Linked DNA regions of Homo sapiens: region 2 is linked to region 1. Evidence: chromatin loops called from intact Hi-C (ENCODE). Cell type or tissue: transverse colon. All regions are shown on one strand. Links, peaks and the distances in the headings refer to the core of each region. The heading gives the core; the rest is flanking DNA.

Region 1 (7,984 bases), core at 1,819-6,818:
TGGCATGCAGAAGACAAAATGGTAAACTTCAGTGAGTAATGCAACTTTAGACATAGCAGACAAAAATCTTCACTAATATTTTAGAACAGATTTTTTGTTTTGGTAGATTTCAAAGGAGGGATTTTATTCCCCCAAGTTGGAATAATATTAATTAGAAACATATTTTTGAAAATTAATTTTTATTTCACACATAGTTCAGTTACAAAACATGTAGAAAATTTAGATCACAACATCACCTTTAACATCCTCTTAGTTGTTCTTGAAACTGATAGGACAGCCTTCTTGTCTTGGTTGCTTAATTTCTACTTCCAGTCCTTACAAATTGCTTACCTCTAAAAACAATTGACACCATAGTGAGAAAGCACAAAGCCCAAATCAAACTAAATATTTTATGTAATATTATGACTGAAATCACATTTTATTCAGAAATAAAAAAATCCTGTGTCTATAGAGTCCAATAAAGCATTGCCATACAACGATAATTACAAAAAGTTGCAAATGATTTTTAGGTGATTTTATGTTAAAATCACCTAAAGTTTTGACCAGATATAGGTATCATAAAGATAGGATTGGGCACGCTTAGTTTGTGTGAATTTTTCTTTGGAATTGCTATAAAAGAAAAAAAAAGTGACTCAGATTCACACAACAGCCTTCTTGCTGTAACTAATCCCTCTAGATCTGGCTGAGTCGCTCAGGCTGTACTTCCTGCCTGAACCCGCCTATTGAACTGAAGACAGAACAAAAACAAAATAAAATTTCGGCAAAGATCCTTTTCATTATTTTTTAAGAATGCCAAAACTTGTCGAATTATTTGAACATCAAAGTGTCTTCCTGTCTCTCGCTCATTGTCTGTGGTATAAAATTCCTACTCATTCATTGTCTTCATAAAAAGAGGGCACAAATCTTTTCAAGGAGCTTTGCAAGTAACCTGTGCATATTCCAGCGATGAAAAGTCCTTGCAGGTTCATAAAACTAGAGCAAATCAAACTCTCTTTAGAAAAGAGTTACTTACAGAAATATCTTGAAATCTCAAAGGACATTTTCTTTCTTTCTTTCTTTTTTTTTTTGAGAAAAGCCTCTATAAAATAATCTGCTTAAAATATGAGGATTTTTTTTCTTCCCCATTTTTTAAAGATAAGGATAAAGACTATAGATAATTCATGTGGATCAAAGCATGTTGGTTTAGTTATCTGTTGTAAGGTTTTACTTGAATCTTTTACAAAAGATTTTTGGTTAAGTCTTGTTAGGTCTCTGTTTTGCAACTCTAAGCTCTACGTTATTTATAATATTTTAACAAGGATTAGTGGAAGTGAGGTAAAGTGATGAACTTCCACATTTAAATAGTATTTCTTCTGGCAAATTTTAGTTAAAATATGATAAATTATATTTGCACAGACAAAATACACTGATAAAGCATCCGTCTGCCAGTGACTCACAAGGCCAAGTCTCCCTTGTGTACATTAGTCCGTGGAAGACATTTCACAATAGAAACCCTTCTAGAAAATGGACTCATTTGGTCTGAAATGAGTGAGAAATTCAGTCTGAAATATTGGTGAGAAACAATCCTAGTTCTCACCTCACTATCATGATTTCACCACTGGTTTGATTAGAACTTTTAGAAAGTTGAACCCCAACTAATTTTAGGTGCGGTTGGTTGAATCCCAACCCCACATAAAATTATGTGATTCCATCATTTAATGATTCTAAATCCCCTGGAAGACACATTATCAAACAATGCATTGTTCAGGGTAATATATTACCTTTGAAGCCTTTCATTCCAGAGAGATAGGCTGAAGGGCTTACTCCCTGACTATAACCTGATTTTCGGTTCTATAATAAGCACACATATTCTGAACAACATAAATGTATTCTACATACATTTTTCCTCTCTAGCCCTCTCTAAGGAGAGTTTCTGAGTTATTGAATTTTCCCTTTAATTTACCTTTCTACCTACATGTGGGTGCTCAAATTACTTAATTTCTAGTAAAAATTTAGGTCTTATTTTCTCTAATTTAGGAAGCTGACCCTGCTTCTTTCTGTAAGTAGTGCAGCCTGGATAGTTTTTGTTTCCCATAGAAGAATGTAATCTGTTGCTCACCTAGTGGGTTCTGATCTAGGAGAATTGGCAAAACTCTGCGGTTTGTGAGTAGCCAGGAACCCATAATAACATAAGTCTCTTCACACTACCCACTGGCTGTCTATATATCCATGTATCCATATGCATGTCTTGATAGAATATGCTTTAATTGTTCACCCATTCACCACCCCAACCATCTTTGTATTATTTATACTTGATATTGCTCCACAAATGATTTGGTTGACAAATATGGACATCTGAAAAATATGCACATACATACCAATGTTTCAGGGACTAAAGGAAAAGCGAAAATAAGAGGTGTGACATCTTGACCAAGAGCCACATCTTGGCTAGCACACAAAATGTGTTCAATAACTATTTGTTAAATCAGTGAGAAAAATCATAAGGGCAAATGCATCATTTGTATCTTGGATTCTGAGTAGCCAGCACACAGAAAATGGTAAACCTAGTAACATCTGCTTTTTAAAAAATTCTTCGAAATCTTCTCTTTAGATGAGCAACATGGTAACTGAGAGGAGAATATGAAGCAAGTTGTTCCACTTGTGCTTGGGGACATATTTTCTCTTTATTCCTGAGAAGCTACATGAATAGTACTTTCCAGAACTCAAGTGGGAGAATGTAACTATTGTGAATAATGGTTACATTATTAATTGTGAATAATAATAAATATAGTGAATAACTATTGTGAAATAGTATTGCTTACTAGTTTTCTAATGACCCAGTATATCAAATAATGTGCCAACTGTGACGTTCCTAATAATAATCTCCTATAAATGAAATGTCCAGAACTTGGAAAATATTTAATTTCTGGATTGAAAATTACAAAATCCTTGACTTATGTATCATTTTAGATGTATGTGAGAATTGTCACAGTAGGTCAATCAGCACAACATTCTTCAGGTTAAAAAGGTTTGCTGTGTAGAGCAAAAGGCTGTTCATCTTCTCTGATATCAACCTCAAAATATAAAGGTAGAAAGAAGACACCCTACCTTCTGTGTTTGTTATTCAGTTATTCATGAATTAATACAAACTTTAAGGTTTTTACTTTCAGGACAGATATTTTTAAATACATTTGTCTTTTCAAGCCCTAGAAGAGGACTAAGATATCCCATTTGTATATATGCACTCACACACACATCAACACATAACATAATGGATTGTGTCTCTGCTTATACATTCATATATTATTATGCCTCTTGGCATATCCAGATTAACTGGATGTATTTCTGCATGTATGTGCATGAACTCACAGGTGTATACTATTGCAGCCACACCCACACACACACTTTCCCAATTGTTATCTTCTGCTTTGCACATTACTGTTTCCCAACTTCCATGGCCTCCAGCATAAACATACCTTTCCTCCCCTGTTTACTGATTTACTCTTCACCAGATAAACATTATCTTGTGACCATGACCTCCTTGCTCATCTGTCAGCCTTTGCAAACCAGGGGAACTGTGACTGCCCAAGATCCCTTACCAGGGGAAAATATTAATCAGTTGTAAAGTTTAGGACTTGCACAACGGAAGCTGACACTTCTGAGAAGTCCCCCAAATATCTGTACCCAGCAGATGTTACTCTGCATATTTTAGGCTTAACGACCTCTCCCACCATGTAAAGATTATAGTGTTTCATTTCTCAGTAAATGTAAAGGAAACCTATTTAAGAAAGAATATCATTTATCCAGGGAAAACAAATCAATATCAGTTCTCTAGTTTCAATACTTACAGTAAGTGAATATTTCTCATGTTTTACTCATAAAGGCATCCCTTTAACCAATAAGTTTTGACGCTCTCTAAAATTCAGCAGGGGCAGCCTGAATCTGTAAGAACATTGAGAAGTCAAAGTTTTCACACAAGGATCATATGCACATTTTGCTTGCATTATATTAAATTAATAATCAAGAAATATGGGTTGAAAATATACCATTGATGACCACAAGTGTCTGTATTACAGCTTATGTGGTCGGGCTAAAAGTTATTGCATGCAAAGAATGCCGGGCACCAGCTTGCTTTATCTGACACCATGACAGTAGGAATTATCATATATCTATAGCAAAAAATAAAATTGTAGAATTGAAAAGGATAAATTTTACTCTTGCAATCTAAGAAATGTGTGACATGACTCTCACACCAACGACTAGAAAAAAAAATAGCCATTGGCACTAGCCATATTTTCAACTTCTCTCACTAGCAGGATGTCTTTCTTGTCAGTTTGAGTTTATTCAGGACACGGTTTTATACTCCATTCTTTTGAGTATGAAACTCTCATTCATTTTTTAAAATTTTTAGTATGAATTTCTAGTGTGAAAACTCCATTGTTTCTCCAAGTTATAGTTTTTAATGTGAAACTGGTTTTTGTGCTGTAATTATTGAAACTTGTAACAATCAACAAAAGAAAAAATTTTCAGTATCGATTTCTTTAACACCAGGGTCTCAAAACGAGTTAGATACATCATTTTTATACATAGTCTAACAAAGAGTGGCAAACCAAGGAAAGGCCACAGAGATTTCTTTTACAGAGCAGATCTGTTTGTTGTCCACATTATTAGCTTCTAGTATTGCATAGTAAAACCCCCCAAGTGGATTCCGAATATGCAGCAAATTTATATAAACTTACCATATTTTTTTTCCAGGCTGTGTTTTCCACTTCTTTCCCTTCCTGCCTGACAATATGTTGCCATGCTATAAAAGCCCTAATGCCCATTTTCAACGATTAGCTGTACATCAGCATTACCACCACAAATCCACAAGTTTCACATCAAGCATTAAATGGGATGAATATTGATCTGCTAAAGAGGATTTATTTATTTCTAGCTCTATCCAAAGATCAACTGCTAGCAGCTTTTGGGGGATCTGTGAAGCTCTCACAGCACAAAGCTACTGCATACATGACACTGGACTTGACATTTCAGTTCTGGAAGAAAACCAAACAGTAAATTCAGTGCAATAATCCTAGATAAATGAGATGATCACTGGAAAAGCTGAGATAGTTAAGTGGTCTATCAGAGAAGTCCAACGGATGGTATTGAACAGTTGCTACTTAGAATCCTCACTCATGTCAATATGGTCCAAAGCACTATCATATCAGATGCCAATATAATCACATTAAAACAATCTCTACCTCCTGCTTTCATTTCTCCGCGTGTGTATTTTTCTGGATTTACAAGTGATTGTAAATAATGCACAATGTGACAAAGCTGTAGCCTAACAATTGTTTTGAATATGTGTAAGCTGCATTGTAATATAGTATAAAATATAGACAATGCATTAAATCACCTTATGCTATGTAGCTTGTGGGGTGCAGCTTCATATTCTTACTGGTGGATCAAAGGATGATGGGGCATCGTGTTTTTAAAAAACAAGAACGGTCAAATTCTGTCTTAAATTTTCCGAGACCACTGAAGTTCCTTTCCTTCTCCCCCAATTTGTAATAGCTATCCTCCTCTATACCATTCAAGTACTATAATTACCTTAAACTTACAACTAACATTGGCTGAACCAAGTAAATACTCAGTGTTTGCAAAAATTCAGTGTTGTTGAGAGAGGTGCACTTTAACTTTGCCACAACAAAAATTTTACTTCTCCCCATACGGGCATTTGATTAACATTTTTTTTCTTTTAAAATCTTTTTTTAATCAGAAAATGTGAAAACTTGTGTACATCCAGCTTATTTAATAACAGACAAAATAAGAATCTTTCTCTCATCATCAGAAATATGAAAAATAAACTTTTTTGTCTATAAATATTAAAAATGCTTGTATTATCTTGGTGTAACTCATCAAACATTCATTTGAAAATCTAGCAACTCAGTCCTATCAATACATATAAAATAATTTATAATGAAGACTGATGTAGTAAAAATGATTGTGTTATGTGCCATTTTAATATCAGTCTATTTATATTAAAACAGGTACATAAGCATTATCTTATTAGATCACAAGCTGTGTGAAAGGCAGGCTGGTGTCTCATGCCAGTTGTACAGGTAAGGATTCAAGAGGGTAAGTTATTTATTCAGTGATGGCAAAAGGCTCCAGCTCAATTCTTCTCATGTCAGCTCCCAGGTTCTCATTCACAGACTTTGTGGTCTGCAAGTGTCCAGCTTGGCTGTCCATACAAAACAAATTAGCTGGAAAACCGTCCATTTCACTTTGCTTTGTAGAGACACCATCTGAAAGGAAGTGTATCATAAATCAATAGAGGTCGAGGGAAAGTTTAACTAAGCCACTTCCTCACCAAAGAGAAAAAAAAATGTTAGATTTTCTTCCAGCCTCTACTGCATAATAATGCTTTTCTGTTTGATTGTTTACATTCATTTTAATTATACCTGTCAAACTGTGTGGGGAGTAAGACGATGTAAATAACTGAAACAGAAAAAAAGAAGTGACATAAGACTGGAAGTTTTGTAGCTCTAAAATAAAGGAAGCAATATCTCAAATCCTAACTTTACCCTTTTGGAGAAAAATATTTCTATATTAATCATGTTTCTGGAGGTAGGAATATTATGTTTTGTTGTGGATATTTGAAACTTTTGGTAGCAGATGTCCTTGGAGAGATACCACTTAACTTAATTAGGGCTTATTCACAGGCCTGTGCGTCTAGATTGCCAAGGCCAAGTGATGTTTATCAGTCTAAATAGTGTCATTGGAAGAAAGAAAAACTGGAATAAGCGGTGCATATTTATCTTCACTCTCTGATTGTGCAGTTCATTTTAATTAATGTTAGTCACCCAGAAAATAGAGATCATACACACTGATTTTTAAAAAGACACTAAAATACCCACAAACTGCGTGACGCAATAGTTTGGGGGTTGCTTCTGAGATTTTTCAGTTACTCATTTTGAAAATCGTTTAAAAATTGGTAATTCTTTGGTTTTTGGGTTTTTTCCAAAGGAAAATAAAGCCTTATAATAATATCATATGCCAATTAATAGTTTCTTTTCAGGAGATGCGTTTTCCACATCTCCGAATCATATACCCTTTGGGAAGGAAAACAATATCCCCCTTAAAGGAAAATTTCGGGGGCAGAGGGGGGATATGGGATGGTTATCACACAAAATTGTGACCCTGTATTTAGGACATTTCTCAAGCCATTGATCCAGGAAACTGGAAAAGTCTTGAGTTTCAAGGCATTGATGACATCATAGAATATGGATTTTTTTTTTTTTTTTAGTATAACCTATCATTGATACTTTTCAAAGTTACCCATGCAGGAGAACAATTTACTCTCTTGGTTCATGTTGTCTGCCCTCTCCTTCTTCAAGGTCTCATTTTCCTTCTAAGCATCTCCTCTCTCTGGCAGTTTTTGTGAGATAAAACTCATTATACATGGAAAATTTCTATAAAAATCAGAGACTTGAAGACATTAAGAATCTCTGAGCTCAACTAACAACCATTCATCTCTGTTATGCTTAAAAGTTATCAGTAGGCACACAGTGGGAATCCAATAAATGGTTTTATACTAAACTACATTGAAAACTTTTTCACCATGCCACGCAATTAGTTAAGAGGAAATCAAGCTATTTAAAAATATTAGGAAATGCATTCAAGGATGACTTACACAAAATTTTTAAAACAGAAATACAAACATGTATTTATATCTACATTGTTGAGATTCTAAAGTCATTTTACATATATCTCAGTAGATGTTTCTAGTATGCCTGCAGAAGTCTTACTAAAGCTGGGAGTGCAGAATATTTGACTCATTCTTCTTAGTCATAATGCTGTTACCTAATACTAATGTCTTTCTTCAGAAACACTTAATAACATATGCCACATTGAAGTTGATAGCAATGCTTGCAGTTAGAGTAACATGGCAAAATTTCAGAAAGGAAGGAAAACAGCCCTCCTTCCCCTGCTTTAAAAAAAAAAAATATGGTCAGCCATG
Region 2 (7,984 bases), core at 1,768-6,767, 210 kb before region 1:
TAAGAGTTCCATGATGGTCTTGGGGGTTCTTTTCAATAGCTTTACAGAGCACTTCTCAGCAAGTCTAAGTTAGCTCCATGGAATAAGAGGCTAATACCAGCCACTGGACTCTGGAGGTTTCGTATTTCTACTGAGACCATTTCTCAACCTATGAGCTTCCAGTGTTGCATGGTTGCATAGATTATCCCTGCCTGGGCTACATCCTATAAATATATAGAACCTTATCAATGAGAAAGGGACTCTCTCTACTGGAACATTAGCCAGGCACTCAGAGGTCATGTATGTCCAGTCTAAATTGTGAGATTATAAGAGTTATGGGGAATGCATGCACTCTGCTTCAAGTCTTTCACTCAATAAACCTTATTTTATATCTTAGTACTATGTGTCTGCGCTGTCTTTGAATTGCATCCTCCTGAAACTTAAACAATTTCTTTTTTACTTTGTGCACAATCCAATCAGGGCTCACATATTACATTTGTTTTTCATTGCTCTTTAGTCTTATCTAGAACAGTCATTCATTTAAAAAATTTTTTTTTTCCATGGCAGAGCATTTTGAAGTCTATGACAATTTTCTCTTAGAATTTCACATATTCTAGATTTTTCTGATTACTTCCTCATGACATTATTTAACTTATTCTTCCATCTCCTATATTTCCTGTAAATTGAATGTTTGTTGAAAAACCTGATAAGATTAAATTTAAACATTTGTGACAAAAAGATTTTACAGATGATGTATACTTTGTATTACATTATATCAGGGAGCATATAATATAAAGTTATCCAACTATTAGTGATTGGCTGAGTGCTAATCGTCAGAATTGCTACTGAAAAAGGCAAAACATTTTTGCTATTGTTAATTAATATTCAATGTTAGATGATATTTTGGCACTATATGACTATCATGCTACACAACTACATTCGACCTAATGGTTTTAACTCCTTGCAGTAATCCTTGTCTGAATCCTTTATTACATTTGGGGGTTATAAAATGATGATTCTCTAATTCTATCATTTCTTCTACATTTATTAGCTGGAATTCTTTTATAAATAAGAATGTAATTCTCTGCTTCCCACTTTTTAAAAATCAGTATGGACTCATGGATTTTTAAAATCTATTATATCATAATAAATTATTATATTTATTCTTATAGATGGTCAAATTTCCCTAAATGGTCAACTCAATTGGAGCCCATTCAAGCTGTTCCTTTGATCTTTGACATGATCCATGTGATAGGCAGCCTCTAGAATGGTTTTGGATAATCCCTGCTTCTTGGTATTCATGACCTTACATAATTCCTCTCCTTGAGGGTGGGCTGGACCTAGTGATTCACTTCTACCAAAAGAAGACAGGGCAAAAGTGAATAGTATGTAATGTCTGATGTTAGGTCATAAAAAGCCTGTGGCTTCTGTCTTGCTTACCTTCTCTTACTCTCTTGCTTGCTCTCCATAATGAAAGTGAGGTGCCATATTGTAAGCTTCCCTATGAGGAAGTCCATGTGGCTGGAAGATAAAAGAGGCCTTTGATCAATAGCTGATTAGTAACTTAAATTTTCAGTCCAACAGCCATGAGGAAGCAAATATTGTCCACAGCCGGGAGTGAGCTTATAAGCAGATCCTCTTTCAGTTGAGCCTGCAGAGAGCTGCAGCCTGCCTGACAACTTCATTGCAGTCTTGTTACAGACTGAGTCAGAGGATCCAGCCAGTTAAGCCACTCTCCTATTTCTGATCCACAGAACTGTGAGATAATAAATGTTTATTGTTTTAAGCCCCTAAGTTTGGGAGTAATTTCTTATGTAGCAATAAATCATTAATACAACCTAAATAGTCTTTGAGCACTTCTATTTTTTTCTAGTGCAACAAGATTTCTCAAATTCAGTTTGTATTTTCCCAGACTCAAACATGAAATAAATATTTTTTTAAGTTCCTGTGGTTTCTTTCAGTGAAGAATGGTGGTTAGAATACAAGACCTGGGCACAAGATGTGCTCATTGCTACAGAGATATCATCATTTCTATATTCATTAGAAATTAGAGCTAGAAAACCATACAACAAAATGGTGAGCTCACACTGAAATTTCCAACTTATATTTAATATTTCATGGTTCTTCCTGAGTTTATTTTATTGGTATATCTTTTATCTCTTATAGAAAAAATGTTGGTTCCTTAACAGCAGAGGGTTAACATTACAAAGAAGTGGAGTAGCAGGTATCATAATGTGGGCAATGATGGTATGTTCTCTGGCTTTCTGGAACATCCATCTTCATTTCTACCACTTAAGATTTATTTGTTTGATCCTGAAGGGCTTTTTGAATGTTAGAATTTTCTTATCCAAAAAAATTTTTTTGTATTATTTTCCAACCTAAAAAATGATCCAGAAACAATAAAATAAAAACATTGGAAATAAATATAGAAAAATATAAAAGAAAATAACTCTGAGTGGTGAACTTGTGGATATGTTTTGTTTATTTTAATAAGAAATAAATATTGAGTCCCTAATATATGCCATTTACTAAGAAGGCACTGAAGGCTCAAAGTTTCTGGCTGGAAGAATTTATATTTTGGAGAGAGAGTTATATAAACATGCCAATATATTTGGTAGGTGATATCATAAAGAGATACACAGCACTTTCTGAGGTTAAATGCTGCCTAAAAATAGATATTATTTTAGTAATACAAACATAATAATTCATTAAGGGAACAAAAAATAAATCTAGGCGGTGAGAGGGGCAAGAGGAAATACAAATGGTAGGAAAATGTTCTTCCTTGAATTGGGGAAGATGTCAAAGGCAAGCTAGTTTATTTCACAATTTTTATCCAATTCTTATTAATTTTAACATGAAAATTTCTCCAATAAAGCGTTGCCTTTTAACCTGTCTGCTTCAAATTAAACTAGATTTCCGTTCTGCATTTTGGTGAATGATAGCATACATGTTTCTGGTCAACTGTAATGTTGTTAAGGAATGTGAAGGAAAATATTGAACAATCTATTCATTTTGTGATTTCCTTAGATGGTTAAGTTCTTCATTTGTTTATATCTCCTTCTAAAAAATTATTGTTATTTAAAAATTTTTTTACATGTGTGCTTTAGCTAAGCTTACAGATGAAGCCTTTTACAAATTTGTACAACCGTAATTTATGATCAAGCTCCCGAGGAGCAGGAGTCAGGGCCTTAGAGCATTAGTCTGTTCAGTATAGTTTATAGAACCCTTTGGGGAAAAGAAAAGGAGAGGGCAGGGACACGAAGGAAAGGCGAATCAAGTGGCATTTACATTTTTCGTTGTTTTGTTATTGGCACTTTTGTTTAAGCTTATTCATATCAGTTTTCTTTTTTAAAATTTATTTTTCATCATTCATACTGGTTTAATTTATGATAATCCTGATGGAGGCAAAAAAGCATGCTATAGAATTGCTTTGATAGAACATAAATAAAAAGTTGACATTTTAAGTCTGTTTGGTAGTCAATATGCACAATTGCAAAACTTTCATTAGTGTCATAGAAATTAATTCTAGGGAAGTGCAGTATATTTACAGCTGGTAGCTCCCCATACTTTGTGGAGTTCTTGCTAGGCAATGGCACATCAGGCTTTGCAGAAGTCAGCCACGTACGACTGGATGAGAGAAAGTTACTGAGGATGGATTCTCATGGGCCATTTACTTCATAAAGGACTTTAATAAAAAAAGTTTAAGAAAAAATTTACTAAGCTCTTTCCCTCCGTTTTAGTTCCATTTCTAGCTCAATCACTGGAGCAATGTCACAGCTTTTAGAGAACATATTCCTGATTTGCAAAGCTGAAATGCGAACCAACAATTTCCATCTACTGGTCACTCTAGGCACTACAGACGCAAAGAATAATAAGACAAAACCCCTGCTTTCAAGCAATTCTCAACCTGAGCCCATCTGGGTCATTACCACAGACACAGACATCTGCTGTAGGAATGTTTTATAGGGCAGTGTCAACCAGTGAGGGCCATGGGATATCACCGGAAAATATCCATTTAGGAGACTACCTTATGGGCTATTTGGCCTCTTTTGTTCTTTGTAACACTTGAAACAAAATGAATTTATGTACTTACTGTCTTGTCATTGTGTGATAGATAACAGTGAAGCAAAGGCCACGAGGAACTAGCCTAGTTCCAAAGCCTTGTAAACAACAATCAATTTCATGTAGGTGTCCACACAAAGTGGTTGTGAGTCATGGTTAAGTGATTGTGACATGTCTGAAAGGCAAACTTATGTCACAGGAAAGAAGAGCTCTCTGGATAGATGGTTCCCTACAGTTTTGTAAAGACATCTGGAAACTTTGATCTGGGAGACACCACATCACAGAGAAATTGTTATCGTCTGAGAGCACACTGGTGATAAAAACCTTTAAACACATATCTTAACTAAATCTTATATGTGCTCAAATTGCCACCTGTTTTGTTATAATTGGAGTTAATAGCCTGCCAGACACAAGGATAAGTGGATGTTCTAGCAGGAAAATGCATGCTTCCTCTCTGATATTTGATTTTGTTTCCAATATTCACTGAAAGTATTGTATTAATAAATTTCACTGAGGATTTTTATGTAATTCCATTGTCCTTGCATAGGATTATAGTAATAATGGAGGTCAAAAAGAAGGCATTTAAGAAAGTTGTAAGGAAATGTACTCATTTACTTGACATAGGATACAGCATTCCCCATGGTCTGGCTCCTAAGTCTCCAGGCCAAATTTTTGTTGTGTCCCAATGTACATTTTTTTTTATTCATCCAAACCAACCAGGTGGTGCCAGTTCTCTAAAGGTCTCATTCCTCCTGATTGCTATACGTGCTGTAACCTCACTGCATGTCTCTTGTGTGCTTCTTAGTAAAGCCTGCAACAGCTAACATAACATTTCCAGAAAGAAAATTATATTACTATTGGCCAAGTTCATCTCATGAGAGGCCAACATTTCTCTTTTTTTCTCTGGTTCTGTTTCTTTTCTCTTCTCTTCTTTGCCTGCACTTCTCTGGACTTTTTGGACTTACCTTGCCTGTGATCATTGGGTTCTCTGAGAAGCAAATATAGAGACTGAGTAGGAGTGCAAGAGTGAAGAACGCAGAAATGGGTGGGGAAATCATCAGATTGCGATGCCATCTGATGGAGCCCAACAGGGAGGTCAGGAGCCATGACTGCTCTCCAGAGGAGTACACATTGGGTGGAAATAGCCGGCCCTGTGAATCACTGTTCAGTCATTGGCTAGCTCCTGCTCCCGGAAAAGAGTGACTTCTGGAAGTTGTCAGTCTCACAATTCACTCCTTGCAGCTGTGCAGCTTGTCTTTTCTTGAAGAATCTCTCTCTGCTACATCCCGCCCCCAGGATCTAAATTCCATGCCTGAGACACAGCAGAATCCTCAACACTTCCCATTTCTAGTTCTATCAGGGTGGTATTTCCCCCCTCTATGTATCAGGAAGGGGCCTTAGATTTTCAGAGTTCTCAGAGTTGAGATAATAAAAATAAATAATCCCTACTCCAGCTGATTTTAACAACCCCTCATAACATGACTTTGTTTCCCTATTTTAAAAGCTCTATCTCTTTACTGTGCCTCCTCTGTCTCTAACCTACTTTGAGAAGAAAAGAAAGAGTGAGGGGGGAGAAGAGAAGAACGAGTCAGATCAGATGTTAACTTCTCCTCGGAAATTTTTCCAGTCATGCACCCTCCTTCCTCTGGGGTGAATTCATGTAAAAAAAAAACTTCTATTAAGTTCAGGGGTACATGTGCAGGTTTGTTACATAGGTAAACTTGTGTCATGGTGGTTTGTTGTACAGATTATTTCATCACCCAGGTATGCAACCTAGTACCCATTAGTTATTTTTCCTGATCCTCTTCTTGCTCCCACCCTCCACCCTCTGATAGACCCCAGTGAGTGTTGTCCCCTTCTATGTGTCCATGTGTTCTCATCATTTAGGTCCCACTTATAAGTAGAACATGTGGAATTTTGGTTTTTGTTTTTGTATTAGTTTGCTGAGAATAATAGCCTCCAGCCCTGCAAAGGACATGATCTCATTCTTTTTTATGGCTGCATAGTATTCCATGGTGTATACATACCACATCAGTTTATCACTGATGGGCATTTAGGTTGATTCCATGTCTTCGCTGTTGAATTAAACTGTTTTTTGACTGTGCTTCCACCTGAGTGTCTCAGTTATAGCATTTAGCAGTTTCTATTCTAGTAGTCGACTTCCTTGTCTGTGTCTTTGCTAGACTGTGTGCTTCTCAGGTGCAGGAAAATTCATTGCCCTTCTGCCTGTCTCTAACAGTCTTGCAATAGATACTTCAGATCTGAACTCTGTGCTGTGACAGCAGTGCCAGGCTCATTGTGATATAAAGCTATATTTTAAGTGTTTTCAAGAGATATTTCCAAACTATTAAAAAATATAGTCAGTGCTCAAAGAGTACTTTTAAAAACTTTTAATAATACATGTGCATTACAAAATTTAGAAAATATTGAGCCATTTTTAGGAGAAAGTACAACTTTTGTAATTGTACTACCTAAATATAATTAAGGTAGTTAATTACATTGTTTTATTTTCTTTGTGTTTTTTAATGTGGTTTAGAATTTGTCTGAGTTGAAATATATGAATACATATACTTTTCCACCTAATGTTACATTAAAACATTTGCGTGTTAATCACATGCAAATTCTTCAAAAATTATTTGTTTAATTATTTTTCTATTATTCAAAGTTAGGTTGTATCCAATATTTGTTTTTATTTACAACCTATTATGAAATTCTTTCAATATACATCTTTATTCTTATTTCTGCCTATTTCCTTTGGGTTAAATAGCAATATATTTGTTAATTTTTGTTCATGTTGTCTGATTATTTTCCAGAAAGTTTATACCAGTTTATCTTTCCCACCAGGTGTGTGTGAGAGACTTTTCTCAATACACTCATGGCAGCACTAAATATTATCTTTTAAAAAAGGACAACTTAGAAAACATCGTATTGTCTGTTTTAACTGGTATCTCTATTTATTAATAACTTGAATATTTTATTTCATATCTTATTAACAATTTATATGCCATCTTCTGTGAATTTTGTATTCATGTCTATTTTCAGTCTAAGTTTTAGTGTCTCCTTTATGAGTTTGAGTAAGTTTTTAATATAGAAAATATTATTAAATATCAGTCAGCATGGATATAAATAATATTCTCAGTTTGAATTGTCTTACAATTTTCTGCAGAGGCTTTGCTCTTCAGAGATCTTCAAATTTTACATAGGTAAGTTTAGAATTTCCTAATGAGGAATTTCATTTTTTTCCCAGTTTAGAAAGCTCTTATCCATTCTGATAATTCTGAGATCAGTTAAACAGTTGCCAATTTACATTTGTTTTCTGCTTTTATTTTTTTATTAAATTTATTTTCATGGATGGCATTATAAAATTGCAACCCAACTTAATCTGTTCCTCAAAAGTATAATTTCCTCAGAACATTTGGATAATTCATCTGCATGCATTAGTTTGTAATGATTCATTCATGTATATATGTATATATATTTTATTTATATATTATTATTTATATAAATTACATATAATTAATATATAATATAGTTTAATTATAATTTAATATATTATATATTAATTATATATAATTCATATATAATATGTATTTATTTATATATTTTATTAATGTATATATATTTATATTATATATGCATATATGTATATATAACATAAATATATTTTATACAAATATATTTATATTATATATATACATATATACAAATATATACACATTTATATATAAAATGGTTTCATTTAGTTTTTTGGCCTTAAGATGGTCTCTATTGTTCTGTTGATTTGTTTGTCCATTCTTGAAACAATATTTACAAATGTTTTATGATTGTTTGAAAAGAAGACATATTTCCTGTTAGTGGAAGACATAGATATATATGCATCTATACATTCAATATTTGTTTCAGGTCAATCCAAACACCTTCAGAAGTCAAGACATTGACATGA

Evidence for each region. Peaks named below come from ENCODE experiments on the same cell type or tissue, not always from the same donor. Only the 100,000 strongest peaks of a DNase experiment are listed, where the experiment ranks them.
Region 2: a loop joins it to region 1, with 11 times the contacts of the local background. A loop is called at or near these places in 59 of 110 quality-filtered maps.

Annotation. Positions count from the first base shown.
Region 1 is chr4:111,632,775-111,640,758 of GRCh38, reverse strand. LOC105377366 (a long non-coding RNA gene) reads right to left here. Exons shown (of 6, transcript NR_188427.1): 2 at 3,828-3,921; 3 at 237-332. Among named protein-coding and RNA genes, the nearest start is that of LINC02945, 480 kb to the left of the region's middle. In transverse colon, for the core only: no CTCF peak of the experiment used is centred there; no DNase peak of the experiment used is centred there.
Region 2 is chr4:111,843,742-111,851,725 of GRCh38, reverse strand. The region is part of intron 1 of LINC02945 (long intergenic non-protein coding RNA 2945); the gene reads left to right. It overlaps LOC105377369 (a long non-coding RNA gene), which reads right to left and starts at 5,437. Exons shown (of 4, transcript XR_939077.3): 1 at 5,007-5,437; 2 at 1,420-1,500. In transverse colon, for the core only: no CTCF peak of the experiment used is centred there; no DNase peak of the experiment used is centred there.